Linked DNA regions of Homo sapiens: region 2 is linked to region 1. A link is a loop called in an ENCODE intact Hi-C map of the cell type or tissue named here. Cell type or tissue: gastrocnemius medialis. All regions are shown on one strand. Each heading gives the region's core, and the rest is flanking DNA. Links, peaks and the distances in the headings are about the cores only. Region 1 overlaps CFAP43 (cilia and flagella associated protein 43). Region 2 overlaps GSTO2 (glutathione S-transferase omega 2).

Evidence for each region. Peaks named below come from ENCODE experiments on the same cell type or tissue, not always from the same donor. Only the 100,000 strongest peaks of a DNase experiment are listed, where the experiment ranks them.
Region 2: a loop joins it to region 1, with 27 times the contacts of the local background. A loop is called at or near these places in 2 of 110 quality-filtered maps.

What each region holds. Positions count from the first base shown.
Region 1 is chr10:104,205,405-104,213,742 of GRCh38, forward strand. It overlaps CFAP43 (cilia and flagella associated protein 43), which reads right to left. Exons shown (of 38, transcript NM_025145.7): 5 at 6,603-6,753; 6 at 2,261-2,420; 7 at 559-626. Among named protein-coding and RNA genes, the nearest start is that of MIR609, 9.3 kb to the right of the region's middle. In gastrocnemius medialis, for the core only: a CTCF peak has its summit at 4,395; no DNase peak of the experiment used is centred there; H3K27ac peaks cover 286 bases.
Region 2 is chr10:104,272,218-104,280,555 of GRCh38, forward strand. GSTO2 (glutathione S-transferase omega 2) reads left to right here. Exons shown (of 7, transcript NM_183239.2): 2 at 2,468-2,732; 3 at 3,009-3,117; 4 at 5,677-5,899; 5 at 7,153-7,254. The coding sequence starts at 2,699. Among named protein-coding and RNA genes, the nearest start is that of GSTO2, 7.2 kb to the left of the region's middle. In gastrocnemius medialis, for the core only: a CTCF peak has its summit at 2,652; no DNase peak of the experiment used is centred there; H3K27me3 peaks cover 723 bases.

The sequences.
Region 1 (8,338 bases), core at 136-8,135:
AAGGAGGATGTCAATAGTTTCTATTTGATAAGGTTGTTGTAAGGACCTATAAGATAATACAAGTAAAGTACTTAGCTTGGTGCCTGGCACAAAGCAAGCACCAAGTAAATGGAGGCTATTAATACTGATTCGAATATCAACAATAACATTATGATACATGTAAGTTAAATGGGCATTCACAAGAGTCTAAGCTGCAGCTTAGACAAAGGATTCCAAATTCGTGTCTGATAAGCTAATACATTAAGTGTAGAAATGAGCATGGAATTGGGTTACAGATATTAGGTATTTTTTCATTGCGGAAGGGCAATGGATTTTTAAATTCTATTTGTGTTTGTTTGCAGTAATATATGGTAGTTCATTATATCGTCCCCTCTATTTTGTATAGATTTGAAGCTATTCATAATAAATCCTTTTTAATAGTACCCAAAGAGGAAACCATTTTAATTAATAATGTGACAGATCTGACATCCTAAAATATGGCTCATAATAGTAAATGGCAACAAATGGGAATTGTGAATTTTCTTTAAACCAATTAATTTGAAAAAAAGAATACATTACAATTCCAGAAGCCAGCACGCCCTCCTTCTGATATACCAAGGTTACTGGACTGATAAAATTTCTTCTGTCTTCTGGAAAAGAAAAACAAGGTAAAGCAGGTGACGTAATTAAAAGTACAATGTAACAATGAATAATAAAAGCTACTTTTACTGATGTAAATCTTATAAGTTGTTTTTGAATTCTCTATCATCAGATCTATGTAACTAACATAGATGCTAGATTAGAGAGAGGAGCAAGGCTGGAGGGTATAGTAGGAGTAAAGGGAAGAGAGAAAGGGAGTTGGGAGGGAAGTGAAACCTCATGGCCTCAGTTTTACAGGGAAAGTGAGTCAGAGAATAGGAAAAAAGGCAGATGAGGGACAATGCAATGGGGAAAACTTGCTGGAGGGGGTGGTATTTGAGCTGGGCATTGGCAGATTCAGAGACAGTAAGTGCCAAGGGAATGGGCTAGAGGCATGTCTGTGAAATGGTGAAAATAAATGACTGGCTCAGAAAACTCATACCAGGGCATAGTTGGAAATAATATTAATGGAGTAGGTAGGATCAGATTAGGGAGAGCGTGAAATCAAGGCAGAGCAGTTCTTGAGCTGGGTGTTAAAAGTGGCCTTCAAAGAGGCAATTTGACAGAGATAAACTGCATAGATTGGGTCAGATGTAGATTAAGGTCAGTGAAGTCCATCCTAAAGTTGTTACAGAAATCAAGGTGTGAAATAGTAAGAGCAATTGAAATAGAGAGTGCTTTGGACAGGTTTGAGGAGCTTGTCTTGGCAAGGCCCCCTCCTCCCAGGGTCTACATCTACTGCTCAATGAGTGGACAGTGGCTCCTGTGGCCCAGGCCCAACCATGGCCACAGCTGATAGGGTCAGGAATAGACACTATATCTAGGGCAGAATAGATCAGGTTATCTTTCAAATTCTAGCTGAGCAATATGGCAGGGTGTGGTGGCTCCTGCCTGTAATCCCAGCACTTTGGGAGGCCAAGGCAGGCAGATCACTTGAGGTCAGGAGTTCAAGATCAGCCGGGCCAACATGACGAAACCCCATCTCTACTAAAAATACAAAAATTAGCCAGGCGTGGTAGTGTGTGCCTATAATTCCAGGTACCTGGGAGGCTGAGACACGAGATCGCTTGAACCCAGGAGGCGGAGGTTGCAGTGAGCCAAGATTGCACCACTGCATCCTAGCCTGGGTGACAGAATGAGACTCTGTCTAAAAAAAAACCAAAAAAACAACACCTCTAACCGAGCAATAGAAAGGTAATTTTCAAGATGGCTTTTGGGCTTAACAGATGATCAGCCTGGAGAAAAGGGTTGGGGTGGGGGCAGGAAAGGGTATGATTAGCAGACTAAGCAGAATGGGCATATGTATAGAAAAGGATACAGCACAGTAGCCAAGAACTTGGACTCTGAGGTATTATTGCCTGGGTTCAGGTGTCAGCTCCACAGTTTACGTGGACTGGGCCATGTTTCCTAACATATCTCTTCTGTATCGTGGAGATTAAGGTGTCTCTCCTCATAATGTTGTTCTGAGGATTACATGAAATATGCATATAAAGTGATGGTAGAATGCCAACAGCACAGTAACAGCCAGAGGATTAAGAAGAAGGAGGATTCAAAGATGTCTCCAAGAAAGAGAAAAATAGGGAAAACCAAAAAAACCAACACCCATGGCTATACAGGAATATGAAGTAGGACAGTTTCTTACCCAATGGCGATTCCTCTTCTATCTTATTAAGTACAGTCACTTGCAAGGTGTCTCCATTAATCATTAAAAGATGACCCTCTTCACAGCCAATGTACAAGTCACTTGTTGGAGTCCAGCAATGCATAGTCGGGTGAAGCAAAGGATATAGATCATCTTTCGGCTTCAGGGAGAGAATAAAACCTTGTGTTAAGAAAACAATCACGGCTAAAAGCCTGAGAAATACTCACCAGAACAACTGACAAAAAGGAACCATACTTAACCCCATAGACGCAGAAAACATAGGAACATTGAGCATTCATCATAATAATTTTTTTTAAGGACAGACTGACTTTAATTTATTATTTGTACCTTTCATGCCCTCATAGCCTTAGATAGTTAGAAAATAAATAGTTGGGTAACAATCTGGTCACCCAGTGGATCAAGAAAAAGGCAAACCACCTTTCCCACTCCAAAAAATTAAACTGCTGCTGAATAGTGACACTTCTGTGGTGTCTGATTGAGATTTGACTCATAAGGAAGAGAGTTATTCACCGTTATCACCATTATTGAAAAGTTTCCTGAGTTTTTTTTATGACATCTAACCTTAAACTATAAATCACAAAGACAGACTTAACTGAAATGACAATAGGATCAAAATCTTAAACAAAACAACAACAAAACACCATGTCTCTCATTTGCACAATACCAGTGAATCTGTGTGTATAAAACAAAATGTGAAGATTAAAATTTGAAATTTTCTGGCCTTGGTATGTTAAACTAGTATTGTATGTGGCTTTTTTTTCTTTAAGACAAACCTGGGCTTGTCTTCCTATTACTTTTTCATCAATAAATATATTTGATGACATTTAAAAATGAATGTGAGTATATGGATTATGTAAGCAGAAACAATAGTTTATAATTCTGAGATATTTAAAAATAAAGGGTACCAGTAGTGTTTAGAAATGTTTGTTGATAATATCATCTCCTTTTTCAGTCCTCTAGAATCAGAAATCATTTTGATCACATGATGACAAAACATGAAAAATTGCAGTCCAATTTAATCCTGCTTTAGAAAATGTAAAAATCCATATATATTTCAAAATATTTGAGTCTCTAAAAGAGATTCCTATTTAGCAACATCTGTTTGAAAAAATTAAAAAGGTAGATGGAAAATAGAAATTAGACACTTGAGATTAAGTTCATGATCTTGGATCCAATTTCTGCCCAGATAACATCTGCCTTTGATTTCCCCCATGCTACGACTTAAAACTGGATACATTTCTAACGCCCTAAATAAGTTGTGTAATGTGACTCAGGGCTATTTAAAGTCCTGTAATGTACCCTTCTGGCATTAGCTATGAATAGATAATGGGATTATTTGATGTTTGTAATTTTTTAAAAGTCCACAACTTATCCATTTTTAAGACCTTATACAGATCGAGTCATTATTGATTCCCTTGCCATTGGTACCCAGGTCACAAGAAATGACATTGAAGGAGGGAATAGAATCAAGACATTTGAGATCTATTTTTGGTTATGCTTTCACTCATTGTACAGACATTAATTAATGTTTTAAACATTTTCCTCACTTTATTTTGCTACAAAATGAAAAAGTAAACTACTGGGAAAATGTCTAACTTAAATACAAAATATATGGCTTTATTAATAATCCATGAATGATTTAGGGTTGTCAAACTATAATATTACATTTCTGCTTTCAGAAAAATTTAAAATACACTGAGTGCACAAGTCCTAGGAAATAAAGATGTCTGCCCAGACAATATATCCACATAGCAAAACTGCAGGCGTACCCCTTAAATTTATACAAATAAAAAAGGTTTTAAAATAAAGATGTCTATTATGAGCATTTTAAAATAATAACTCCACATTTGAGTATTTAAAGAAGGCATTTCATAGCATTTCTCAAATGACAAGGACAATTGCCTGAATTTTAAATGTTTTATGCAGAGTTCGTTATGTTTGTACAAAATGTGAAATATAAGGGCTCCTACACATATTTTCTGCCCAGAAAAACCCAATTTGAGAGAGTAGAAATTTAGGGGCTCTGGCACCAAATACTAAACATAGAAAAATTTGAGTTGCAAACCTTGATGGCTGATCTCTTTGTTCTTCCTTTGCTGCCCCACTGTGGCTGAATGCAGTTATATCTCCAAGGCTGAGACCTGTGCTATAAAAGGAACTACAGTATCCACAGGGGATGGGTTCCAGGACCCCCCACTGATACCAAAATCTGTGGATGCTCCAGTTCCTTACATAAAATGGCATAGTATTTCCATATAACCTACATACATCCCCCTGTAAATTTTTTCTTTATTTTTAATTATTTTATTTTATTTTTTCTCCCATATACTTTTAAGTCATCTCTAGGTTACTTATAATACCTAATACAATGTAAATGTTTTATAAATAGTTGTTATACTATATTGTTTAGGAAATAACGAGAAGAAATAAAAGTGTGTATATATTCAGTACAGATGCAACCATACAACTTTTTTCTGAATATTTTTGATCTGCAGTGGGTTGAATACACAGAAGTGGAACCCACGAATGCAGGAGATTGACTATAATCTCTTTCCATAATTTAAAAAGGTGAATCATTGACATTCATTAGAGGAAATATTAAGGGCATGTAACCCTTTCTCTTGCTTGCCACAGAGATTTTTGAATGAACTAATCTTCACACTGAATTATTTTTATTTTAGTTTAGCTTAGTTTAGTTTTTGAGACGGAGTCTCGCTGTCACCCAGGCTGGAGTGCAATGGTGCAATCTTGGCTCACTGCAACCTCCGCCTCCCGGCTTCAAGTGATTCTCCCACCTCAGCCTCCCGAGTAGCTGGGATTGCAGGCATCTGCCATCATGCCCAGCTAATTTTTAACACAAGGGTAAAGCATAGCAGGTTCAAGAGGGCCAAAAAAGTGGAGCTTCTCCCTTCATCCCAAAGGTCTTGCAGGTGCTGCCCTCTGTTCCCTGCCTGTCTCTTGAATAGCACCCCACACCTCACTTCCACTTCATTTATCATGCTCCAGCCATATGCATCTTTTCTCAGTTCCTTACACATACCAAGTTCTCTTTTTCCCTTAGGGCCTTGCACATGCAGGTCCTTCCACGTGAAACACTCTTTTTTTTTTTTTTTTTTTTTTTTTGAGACGGAGTCTCGCTCTGTCGCCCAGGCTGGAGTGCAGTGGCGTGATCTCGACTCACTGCAAGTTCTGCCTCCCGGGTTCTCACCATTCTCCTGCCTCAGCCTCCCAAGTAGCTGGGATTACAGGCGTCCGCCACCATGCCCGGCTAATTTTTTTGTATTTTTAGTAGAGACGGGGTTTCACTGTGTTAACCAGGATGATCTCGATCTCCTGACCTCGTGATCCACCCGTCTCGGCCTCCCAAAGGAAACACTCTTTATCCTGCTTGTAACATGAGTAATGCCTCCTTGTCCTTCAAATCTTAGCTTAAGTGTCATCTCCCCAGAGGCCTTCCTTAACCAGCCCATCCCATCCTTGCTGCCCTGTCTCCATTTATTCTGTTGTAATAATTACCACATTTTGTAATGATTCAATATATCATTGCAAAATGTGATAATTATTACAAAAGAACAATACTCTTTACTTTTGTTGTTGTAGTTCTGTCTCCCTGACAAGAATGTAAGCTCCATGAGAATTACATGGAGCCTGCTTGGCCACCATGCGAATCCCATTGCTTAAAACAGTGTCTGCTCCATAGAAGAAACTTGATAAATCTCTGTTGAATGAATGAATGAATGAATGGGTGTGTAACACCTGGCAAACTCCCTTTTGAAACTTTCTTCTGCTGTTTCCTACGGCCTTGTTCCTCCCTCCCGGGTTTGCTCCTACTTCTGTGACTGCGCCTTCTCAGAATTCCTTTCGCCCCTGAGTTCAGCAGTCAGCTGGCTCTGGCTCTCTTTTCTTCCCTTGCACCCTTTCTCTCTTTGCTCATCACATCCCCTCAGTGCTCCCACCGTCCTATCTGTGAGAATGACACTGACAGTCCCACCTCTCCTCCCTAACACTAGGTCCACTTTCCCAACTTCTGCCCAGCATCTCCACCTAGGTGTCTTCCCTGCACCCCAAATTGAGTATGCCCAAAATGGAAATCACACCTGGGCCCCCTGTCTCTGTTAGCAATGCCGTCATCATCCCAGTCATCCAAACTCAAAACTCCAGAGTCTTCATCTCTCACAGTCTCTGTGGCTAATCTATATTAAAAACCAAGATGATCCTCTGTATCCTGCATTTCTCAAGGGATGGTTATGCCAATCAAATGAGATCAGGCTTCCTAGACCTCAACCCATTAGGCAAACAGGAAGAGGTGCCAGGTAATTACCCGGAAAGTCTCTGCCTCTTTGCCTACCAGCCCGGCAATGGCTGACAGTGGCAGCACGGGACCATAGATGAGATCTTTCGGCAACGACTGGGGGAAAACGACATCCGTTTCATTAAAAAATGACCCATCTTCTAGAGGTAATTTCACCGACCTGTAGACAAAAGAGGCATCAGAACAATGAGATGAACAGAAACTTCTTATTGATGCAACCACTGCATATCAGTTTAAGTGAGGTGGGGAGGTATTATAACTTGCAAAAATCAAATAAGAAGATAAAAGCCAAATGATAGATTTAAAAATATATAACAGGTTGTAAAAAGACAAGTTACACAGTTTTAAATTAAGTACTGAGGGATTATAAAAATTTTTGAAAGTTAATATCTAAAGCAGGAGTTGTAAATTTGAATACTGGATGAGGGTCGGGCAGGTGATATGTGACTGGTGAGGACAGTGGAAAATGGGAAAATATTTGTCCCTCCTCAAGGTGGCAGGGACCACTCAGTTCAAGCCAAGAGGGTTGTTGACATGTGAGAATTTTGATTCCAAAATTTCAAGAGAATACTATAACCTGGATATTTATGAGAAATCTCTTAAACTTTAAATGTTGGCAACTAATTCAAATGAAAAACACTGTAGACTAAAATAAATATATATTTAAACATATATTCAGGCTGTATTCAGCTACTTTTATAATCTCTGATATTGAGTTCATTTTCAAATTTATCATATATCTACTTTTAATTTATAATATGGTTATAAAGGTTAATTTAGAGAATTTGTGGTTTCATGCATTAAATTCAAAACTTCCTTGCCTAGATTTTATAAATGATAAACAATTTTGAAAAACAATCACATAAAAACAGCACCTACTACTCAAATGTAAGGCTGAAGTGTGTTTGAATCCTGCTTGCTTTGTGAACTAGGACAATCCACTCGTTTTATCTCCCATTTTATTTGCTTACAGAAAAGTCACAACTCAGTATTCAGAACTTGAGTAGAACGTTTGAGGGAGGCAAAGGGAGAAAAGGGTGTGATAAATTACTTGCCTGCCCTCACAAGGATCTGATAGAGATATCACCCACTTTTATTAAAAGGTGCAGTGTTGTCAACTCTCACTAGAGACAGATTTGGCTATTCAATGGGTTACTGTGAAAAAGAAGTTGAGACATAAAGAGCACTGAGCAGAAAGGCTTCTCTTAAGGCTCTCCATTTCAAAAGCTTTATTTACTAGCTTTAGATTCTCTTAAGGCGATTTATCAAAATTGCAATTTCAAGGGAATACTTTTGAGATCTCTTAAAAATCAAGAGATCCAACATCTCTTCAACTTTGACTTCATGGAGTACACTGAAAATGGTCAGCTCAGTAGCACCTTGAGTCTCCGAGCTCTTTCTCAACAAAAGCACCCATTATCACCACGGCATTTGTCACAGAATTTCTCTTTGACCCAGTTCTATTTAAACAGGTAACTCCCATGGCTCCACTATACACAACTACCCTTTTGCTTGCGGATAATGTGTCTGAATGTATAATCTGCATATTTTTTTTTTTAGATGGAATCTTGCTCTGTCCCTAGGCTGGAGTGTAGTGGCACGATCTCGGCTCACTGCAACCTCCACCTCTTGGGTTCAAGTGATTCTCCTGTCTCAGCCTCCCGAGTAGCTGGGACTACAAGCATGCGCCACCATGCCCGGCTAATTTTTTGTATTTTTAGTAGAGACGGGGTTTCGCCGTGTTA
Region 2 (8,338 bases), core at 148-8,147, 67 kb after region 1:
CTTTTTTTTAAAAAAAGGCTATTAAAATACATATATGCAGTTCAAATTCAGTGTGTCCATAAATACAGCCACACCCATTTGTTTATTTATCATCGATGGCTGTTTTTACACTACAAGTGTAGAACTAAATAGTGGAGACCAGATGGCCTGAAAAGCCTGAAATATTTAATATATGTAAAAACATTTGCCAATCATTCAGTTCATGGCATCTGATAAAGACTAAGATACTGGTTGAGATTGTTGCCGCTGGAGTCAAACTTCCAGGGTTCCTAGTCCTCCCTCTTTCACTTACTAGTTGAGAAGTGCTTAACTATGCTAGTCTCAGTTTACTCATCTTTTAAAGTGAATCAAAATAGAACAGTTATGGGACTTTTTTTTTTTTTTTTTTTTTTTTTTTTTTTTTTTTTTTTTTTTGAGACGGAGTCTCGCTCTGTCGCCCAGGCTGGAGTGCAGTGGCGCAGTCTCGGCTCACAGCAAGCTCCGCCTCCCGGGTTCACGCCGTTCTCCTGCCTCAGCCTCCTGAGTAGCTGGGACTACAGGCGCCTGCCACCGCGCCCGGCTAATTTTTGTGTTTTTAGTAGAGACGGGGTTTCACCACGTTAGCCAGGATGGCCTCAATCTCCTGACCTCGTGATCCGCCCGCCTCGGCCTCCCAAAGTGCTGGGATTACAGGCATGAGCCACCGCACCCGGCCCAGTTATTGGACTATTTTAAGAATTAACTGGGTCAATACACATGAAGCACCAAATATATATTAGTAATAATTTATTTTGATTTTGAGATTTTGCAACCCTCTTATGGCCTTTTTTAGGCTATGGATATATTTTTCTCAACTATCTTGAAATCTGCTTTTTTTATATGAGGGATGCATGTGTATGCCCAGAAGTCATCTTACCTACCAGGAGCTCTAAGATGACATGGTTGTGTTTCTTGCTTCTATTTTACCATCCAATTTGTCCTTCTTGATCAGAATTAGCTCCAAAGTAGTAGAAGTTACTCTGTTACTTTCTCTGTCTTCTTAAATGAAAAGTTGTCAGCGTAGCAAGCCGGGAACCAATATGTCTTCTCCAACACCAGATTTCTTGCTGACATATATGCATTTTATTTTCAGAGAACATTTATTCAAACATTTTTGCCATTCCCTGATTCTTATAAAATGTTAATACTTTCCATATTATTATCTAAGCTTATTTCACATGAAATCATTGAATGACAGCAAAAAATGTAGTTGAGTCACTATTCTGAAGATTTGCAAAGATTCTTATTCACTAGCAAAAAATGTTAACACTATTATTAACCAAGAAGTTCTGGATAGACTGGAATTCCAAAGGCCAAACAGTACCCAGTTATAAGCTACATAATTAGGCTCTGTCATTTTAATAAAAGATATTTAGATTCAAGTATTATTTGTTGAGCAGCCATTACGTGCTATATCTTTTCCTGGACTTAAAATCCTTTCCTCCTAACACTATTACCAGTTTTAAAGGTCAAGACAACGAGTCAAGCTTTGGACTTTTAAAGTTCTTCAACCCTACTAGCTGGTCACTTTGGGCAAATAATTTCATTTTTCTGAAGCTGTTTTCTGTTTTGAAAAGTAGAAATAATATGAGTTGCCTGACTGAGCAATTGTAGGAATCAAGGTAATCTATGGAAATAATTTAGTCAGTATGAGTGAGACACAGAAAATATTTTTCTTTCCTTCATGATCTGTTAATCCTACAAAATGCATTTACAAGCAATTCCCACATCAGCTCAATTCTGGAAAATTTAAGGAATTATTTTTTTACCTGCTGAAATTCAGGATCTCAGCTTATCAGCATCAGAGCCAAAGCCACGTCTATTATCTCACGTAAACAGAAAAGCTGTGCAAGTCGCCCCTATATGGCTGGGCTGTTGGCAATGTATCCTTGGCAACTAGTAAGAGTGTTCTCAAAAATTTATGCTGGGGAACGGGGGAAGCTCACAAATTGTTCTTTGCCTCCAGGTATCTTAATTTTATTCATTGCCAGTTTTTCAGAGCTTGGGTAAAATCTCACAAGTAGGGCCAGGACTGGGATGAGGCAACTGAGGTGTCTAGGGTGCAAAATGTGAGTTGTCTAGACACCAAAGTTGTCTAGGTGTCTAGGAGGCACTCACTCTCTGGGGTATGTGAGATTTCAACACCAATGACTTTTTCTTTCCTAGTTGCTGTATCATGAGAATGTTTGGCCTTATTATTTTTTAAAGCTGTACTTACTTACCAAAGAGTGGCCAGTTTAGTGATGCAAGAGATTCAGAATGGGAAAAAAAAAGTCAGCTTTACCCTAGTCAGTTTTGATTAAACTCCTTTGAAATCCATGTTGGAGTTTAAATGCCCATTCTTGAGGGATTCTTGATGTAGAGGAGGCCCCTCCAAAGCTTTAAGCACATGTCCAGAGCAAGGGGGAGCTTTTCTGGTGTTATTTTGTCTTGTTTTGTTTTTTGCCAGCTCCTACTCTCGGGCTTCCAAATCTGGGGCGATGTCTCCCCAGGTTAAATTACCCTAGCTCCTGCTCCAGATCGCTTCCCCGTGCCCCGCCAGAGCCCAGTAGTTCAAAAATTAAATTTGGGGCAAGGGGTGCGCGCCAGAGCGCAGCTGTTTCTGGAGCCTGCGGCAGCGGTGGCGAGCCACAGGGCGGCGACCGTGAGCTCCGGGAGCTGCGCAAACCACCTGGAGACCATGTCTGGGGATGCGACCAGGACCCTGGGGAAAGGTGAGTGCTCTCCATGGGGTCCGCGAGCTGGGGGCGCCGCGTGACAGAAAATGTTGGCTTCGGCGGAGCTGCCTGGCCTTGGCCTGCAGACCGGCGGGGCAGGAAGGGACTTGGAGGGCTCTCCTGAAGAAAAGCCACATGCAGCACTGCCCTCTCTGGGACTTGGGAGTTGGAGCTCCCACAGCCATCTTGGGATCTGGGCAAGTGAGCGAGCTCCTTCCTCACCGGGCTGACTAGCCTCTCCTTTCCCTGTCCCCCTCCATCGCTGCTCTGCAGGAAGCCAGCCCCCAGGGCCAGTCCCGGAGGGGCTGATCCGCATCTACAGCATGAGGTTCTGCCCCTATTCTCACAGGACCCGCCTCGTCCTCAAGGCCAAAGACATCAGGTGAGAAGCGGGAACCCAGAGCCCCCGAGCAAACCCAGCGCCTCACAGGAGCCCGGGAATGTTTAACATCTGGGGCGCCCTGCTCAGCTTTTACAAGGGGCTCCCTGTCCCTTTTTTCGGAGGCAAAGTCAACAAATAGCAAAGGGCGAGCTTTTTTTTAGCGGGCCCTACTGAAATGCGGAGCCCTTTTCCGAGTCACGCCTATGCATGAAACTTCTAGCCCAGCGCAGAGTAATGTGAATGATGGGGCTGGTGAACTGGTTCCCTCCCAGAATGTTTAAGGGCACAGCCAACACTACTGAGGCCTTACCTGACTGCTCCACAGAGGTAGTTCCCCCACCACACCCCAGGCATCTTAGGTCACTGTTTCCTTTCTTTATTGAACTTACTGCATCCAGCATTTTCTTATTTGTTCATCCATCTCCCCTCCCCAGTCCCCTTCACCCATGTGCGTTCTCGAGGGTAGGAACTCTGTCTCTTTTATTCATGAGCTAGGAGAGAGCCTGTCACATAGTGGATGCTCAAAAAACATCTGTTAAATGAATGAACAAATCTTTCCAAACAATGAAATAGAAGGAATTGCTATCAAGAGGTGTCTGGAAGTTTTCAAGACACCTTGAAAACTTGAGAAATGGGTACAGATGCTTCCAAAAGGAAGTTTGCAAAACCAGCTCCTGCAGGTCTGGATTTGGAGGGCAGAGCAGCTTTGCTGGGATGTGGACTGCATAATGCAGCTGGCCTCCAAGCTAGAGTGTTGAGAATATGTCACTCCAGGCTCCCGACTCTTGTCTCGGAGAGTCCATCACAAGGGGGTGACTTCAGAGTTTCAGACTCATGTCAGAGAGATACAAAGACTAATACAGAGATGTTTTAAATAAAATTATGTAAATCTGCCTTGTTGAGTATATAGGGCCTGTATTTCCACATTCTTCCCTTTTGCTCAAATTAAGCTGACCTTAAGGTTACCTGTTTTTTGAGGAAAATAACAACAACTGGATGTTTTGCCCATTTGGTGATAAATTATCAGCTTAGGAGCTGATGTATTTCCTTAGGTCAGCGTTTCTCAAACTTGGCACTGTTGACAGTTTAGGCCAGATAATTCTTTGTTGGAGAGGTGGGATAGAAGCTGTCCTGTCCATCACTGGATGTTTAGCAGTATCCTTGGTCTCTACCCATTCAATGACAGTAGAGTCCCCCTTCCCTATGCACTACCTTCAGTTGTGACAACAAAACCATGTCTCCAGACATAGTGATATGTCCCTTGGGAAGGAGGCCAAAAATCACTTCTAGTCGAGACCCATTGCTTTAGGTTGAGACCCACTGCTTTAGGTCTTGCTATGTGGCCTATGCTGGTCTCGAAATCTTGGGCTCAAGCAATCCTCCCACCCTGGCCTCTCAAAGTGCTGAGATTACAGGTGTGAGCCACCTCATCCAGCCTCTGCTGTAGGTTTAAGACAATCTCCTAGACTAAGCAATGAACGTTCCCATTTGTTTCCTTTCATGTTTTTAAACATACGTTCATGCTTCTGGTAACTATATAGTTATCTAAATAATAATTGTATTATGTGAACATTAAATAATAATAGTATTATTTGAACATCTAATAATTAGAAGAAGAATTAAAAAAGTTATTGCATGCTTATGTGCCAGGCACTGTCCTAAACACTTTATACATATCCCCACCACAGTACCAAGAGATGGGTGTAATTATTAGCCCCATTTTATAATTAAGGACACTGAGCACAGAGAGGTTAGGAATTCGGTTAAGGTCCCAAGCTAGACCGTTTATTCTGATGCCAAAACTCATACTCTTAATTGTTAACATTTACCATATTCTGTTGTGACCTGTTAATACCAGATTTGTATTTTCAAGCTGTAGAATGTACTAAACTCTCTAATGCCATGGTTAAGTGTGTGAGCTCTGAGTCTGTCTGCCTGGCTGTGATCTTGGCTCTACTACTTTTTTTTTTTTTTAGATGGAGTTTCTTGCCCAGGCTGGAGTACAGTGGTGTAATCTCAGCTCACTGCAACCTCCACCTCCCGGGTTCAAGCAATTCTCCTGCCTCAGTCTCCCAAGTAGCTGGGGTTACAGGCGCCCGCCACCATGCCTGGCTACTTTTTTGTATTTTTTAGTAGAGATGGGGTTTTGCCATGTTGGCCAGGCAGGTCTTGAATTCCTGACCTCAGATGATCTGCCCGCCCCAGCCTCCCAAAGTGCTGGGATTACAGGTGTGAGGCACCGCGCCCGGCCAGCTCTACTACTTCTTAGTGGGTGGTATTGGGTGTGAGATTCAACCCCCTTGAGTCTTCTTTCCTATGAGGTGAGCCTACTTCAGGGGGAATTATGAGGAACAACTGAGATAAGGCATGGAAAACATCCGACACATCTTACTGCAGGAAGGAAGATGATGATGTTATGTATTTTATACAAAACTTAAACCTTAAAACACTAATTGCAAATTTTAACTTTTAAACTGATTGCTTCTGCTTTCAAGAAGAGTGCCTGCCTGCAGATGCCTCTCATTTTTGTTCTGTCTTGTTTTCCTTTTGCTTTTTAAGACATGAAGTGGTCAACATTAACCTGAGAAACAAGCCTGAATGGTACTATACAAAGCACCCTTTTGGCCACATTCCTGTCCTGGAGACCAGCCAATGTCAACTGATCTATGAATCTGTTATTGCTTGTGAGTACCTGGATGATGCTTATCCAGGAAGGAAGCTGTTTCCATATGACCCTTATGAACGAGCTCGCCAAAAGATGTTATTGGAGCTATTTTGTAAGGTATATTCAATTTAAAAAGTCACTCACACTGTATTTTACTTTGCATGTCTTTCCCAAACCTCAACCCATTTTAAAGCCAAATCATTGGTGAAACTGTTTTGTTTTGATACCATGTGATCCTCAGGAGATTAGCTAGCATGGAATTAGGGTAGAGCATGGCCACTGATATTAAAGGCTTAACTGCTAGGCGCTTCTCCATTTCAACTGGCAGGCTCAGGAGGTATGGTTATGACATGGCAATGACCGTGTAACTTGAAGCAGGAATACTGAAAGAACTGAAAACTGGTGATCCTTAAAGGGAGTATTTCTCCAGCTTCAGGTAAAAAGTAATGGAGTGCGAAGATTATGCATAGAAGGTGATGCTTTTTTATTATTTTTTTTTTGAGACGGAGTCTCGCTCTGTCACCCAGGCTGGAGTGCAGTGGCACCATCTCGGCTCACTGCAACCTCTGCCACCTGGGTTTAAGCAATTTTCCTGCCTCAGCCTCCTGAGTAGCTGGGATTACAGGCGCATGCCACCACACCCCCTAATTGTTGTATTTTTAGTAGAGATGGGGTTTCACCATATTGGCCAGGCTGGTCTTGAACTCCTGACCTCAAGTGATCTGCCTGCCTCGGCCTCCCAAAGTGCTAGGATTACAGACGTGAGCCACTGTGCCTGGCCAGTGATGCTCTTTAGAAGCATAAGAGTGCCTGCTGTCCAGGAAATGTGAAGAATAGATAAATGGTGGCAGCTTTGATAATGAAAGAAAAAAGAATGGAGAAATTTTAAGATGGTGTCTTTGAAAAGGAATTTTTAAAAACCTCAATGATATTAACAGCTGACATATATCGAACACTTATGATGTGCCAGGCACTGTCCTAGTTACTTTGTAGGAGCTAACTCATTTAATCCAACTGCCCTTTGAAGTGGGTACTGCTATCGTATCCATTTTTCAGATGAGAACACTGAGGCTTAGAGAGGTTGAGTGTCCCACCTAAGAATGTATAGCATGGAAGCAGCTGATCAAGTAAGGAGCACTGGAGAAACCCTCCTAAAGCACCCTGCTTTCCCAGGGTACTATAAGAAGTAGATTCCTACTGAGAACCGGAACCACAGAGAAAACCTAGTGCCTCTCACAGGGAGCTGGGGGGTCTGATGTGGGTGTTGCCCTGTTAGGCTGGAGTTATAAAGCTTCGCTGCCTTTTCAGGCAGAACAGGAACTGGAAGTTTCCACAGACTTCTCCACTGAGAACCTGTGTCCTCTGATTAGGTCCCACATTTGACCAAGGAGTGCCTGGTAGCGTTGAGATGTGGGAGAGAATGCACTAATCTGAAGGCAGCCCTGCGTCAGGAATTCAGCAACCTGGAAGAGGTACAAAAAGGGGTCCCTCTCCTGGTCAGCTACAGTGGAGGAAGCTAGGCAGGGTCGCTAACCTGGTCACTCTAACACCAGCTTTCACAGGCTTATTCTTTCTGCCTTTGATAAGTCAGACTTCTGATCATCTGATTGCATGTTTGCCCTCCTCTAACCTGGTCTAGAATTATTCTGGAAAATCTGATGAGGAGTTGGGGAGGACATGCCATGAATTGCTTCCTTTCCCAGAGTCACCCCATCTCCCTGAGTAGCTCTGCATGGCTTCTGTAGCTTCTGCCAATGAGGTCAAGGTCTGTAAAGGTTAGGGGTTGTGTTTGGCTGCTGAAGTCTAACTACTGTAAATTCATGTTGTAAGGGTTTACTCTCTCACATAACATTCTTTCTCACGTATTATAAGGGTTTATTCTCACACATACGGTGGCTCACACCTGTGATCCCAGCACTTGGGGAGGCTGAAGCAGGAGGATCACTTGAGCCTAGAAGTTTAAGACCAGCCTAGGCAACATAGCAAGACCCCTCCTCTACAAAAATAATTTTAAAAATTAGCCAGGCATAACGATGTATACCTGTAGTCCCAGCTACTTAGGAGGCTGAGGCAGGAGGATTGCTTGAGTCTGGGAGGTCAAAGCTGCAGTGAGCCATGATTGCACCACTGCACTCTAGCCTGGGTGACAGAGTAAGTAGGACTGACAAAAAAAAAAAAAAAAAAAAAAAAAAGCCAGAGGTAGGCAGTTCAGGCCTATCTTGATGGCTTCTTCATGACATTATCAGGAACTGAAGCTTTTTCTCTTTATGGGCTCTGTCATCCTTAGCACAACTTAGTACAAGGGTATCATCCTCAAAATAACAAGATAGCTGCTGTCACTGCAGCCATCACATCCAAGTTCCAGGCTCTGAAAAGGAGAATATAAAGAAAAAAATGGCAAATGGTCATACCCCTTTAAAGGGCTTTAAATCCTACCAGAAATTCTACTCAATGGCTATTTACATTTCGTTGGCCAGAACTTAGTTGTGGGGTCATAACTATCTTAGAGAAAGCTGGGAAATACAGTCTTTTAGCTGGGATACCCTGAATAAAATC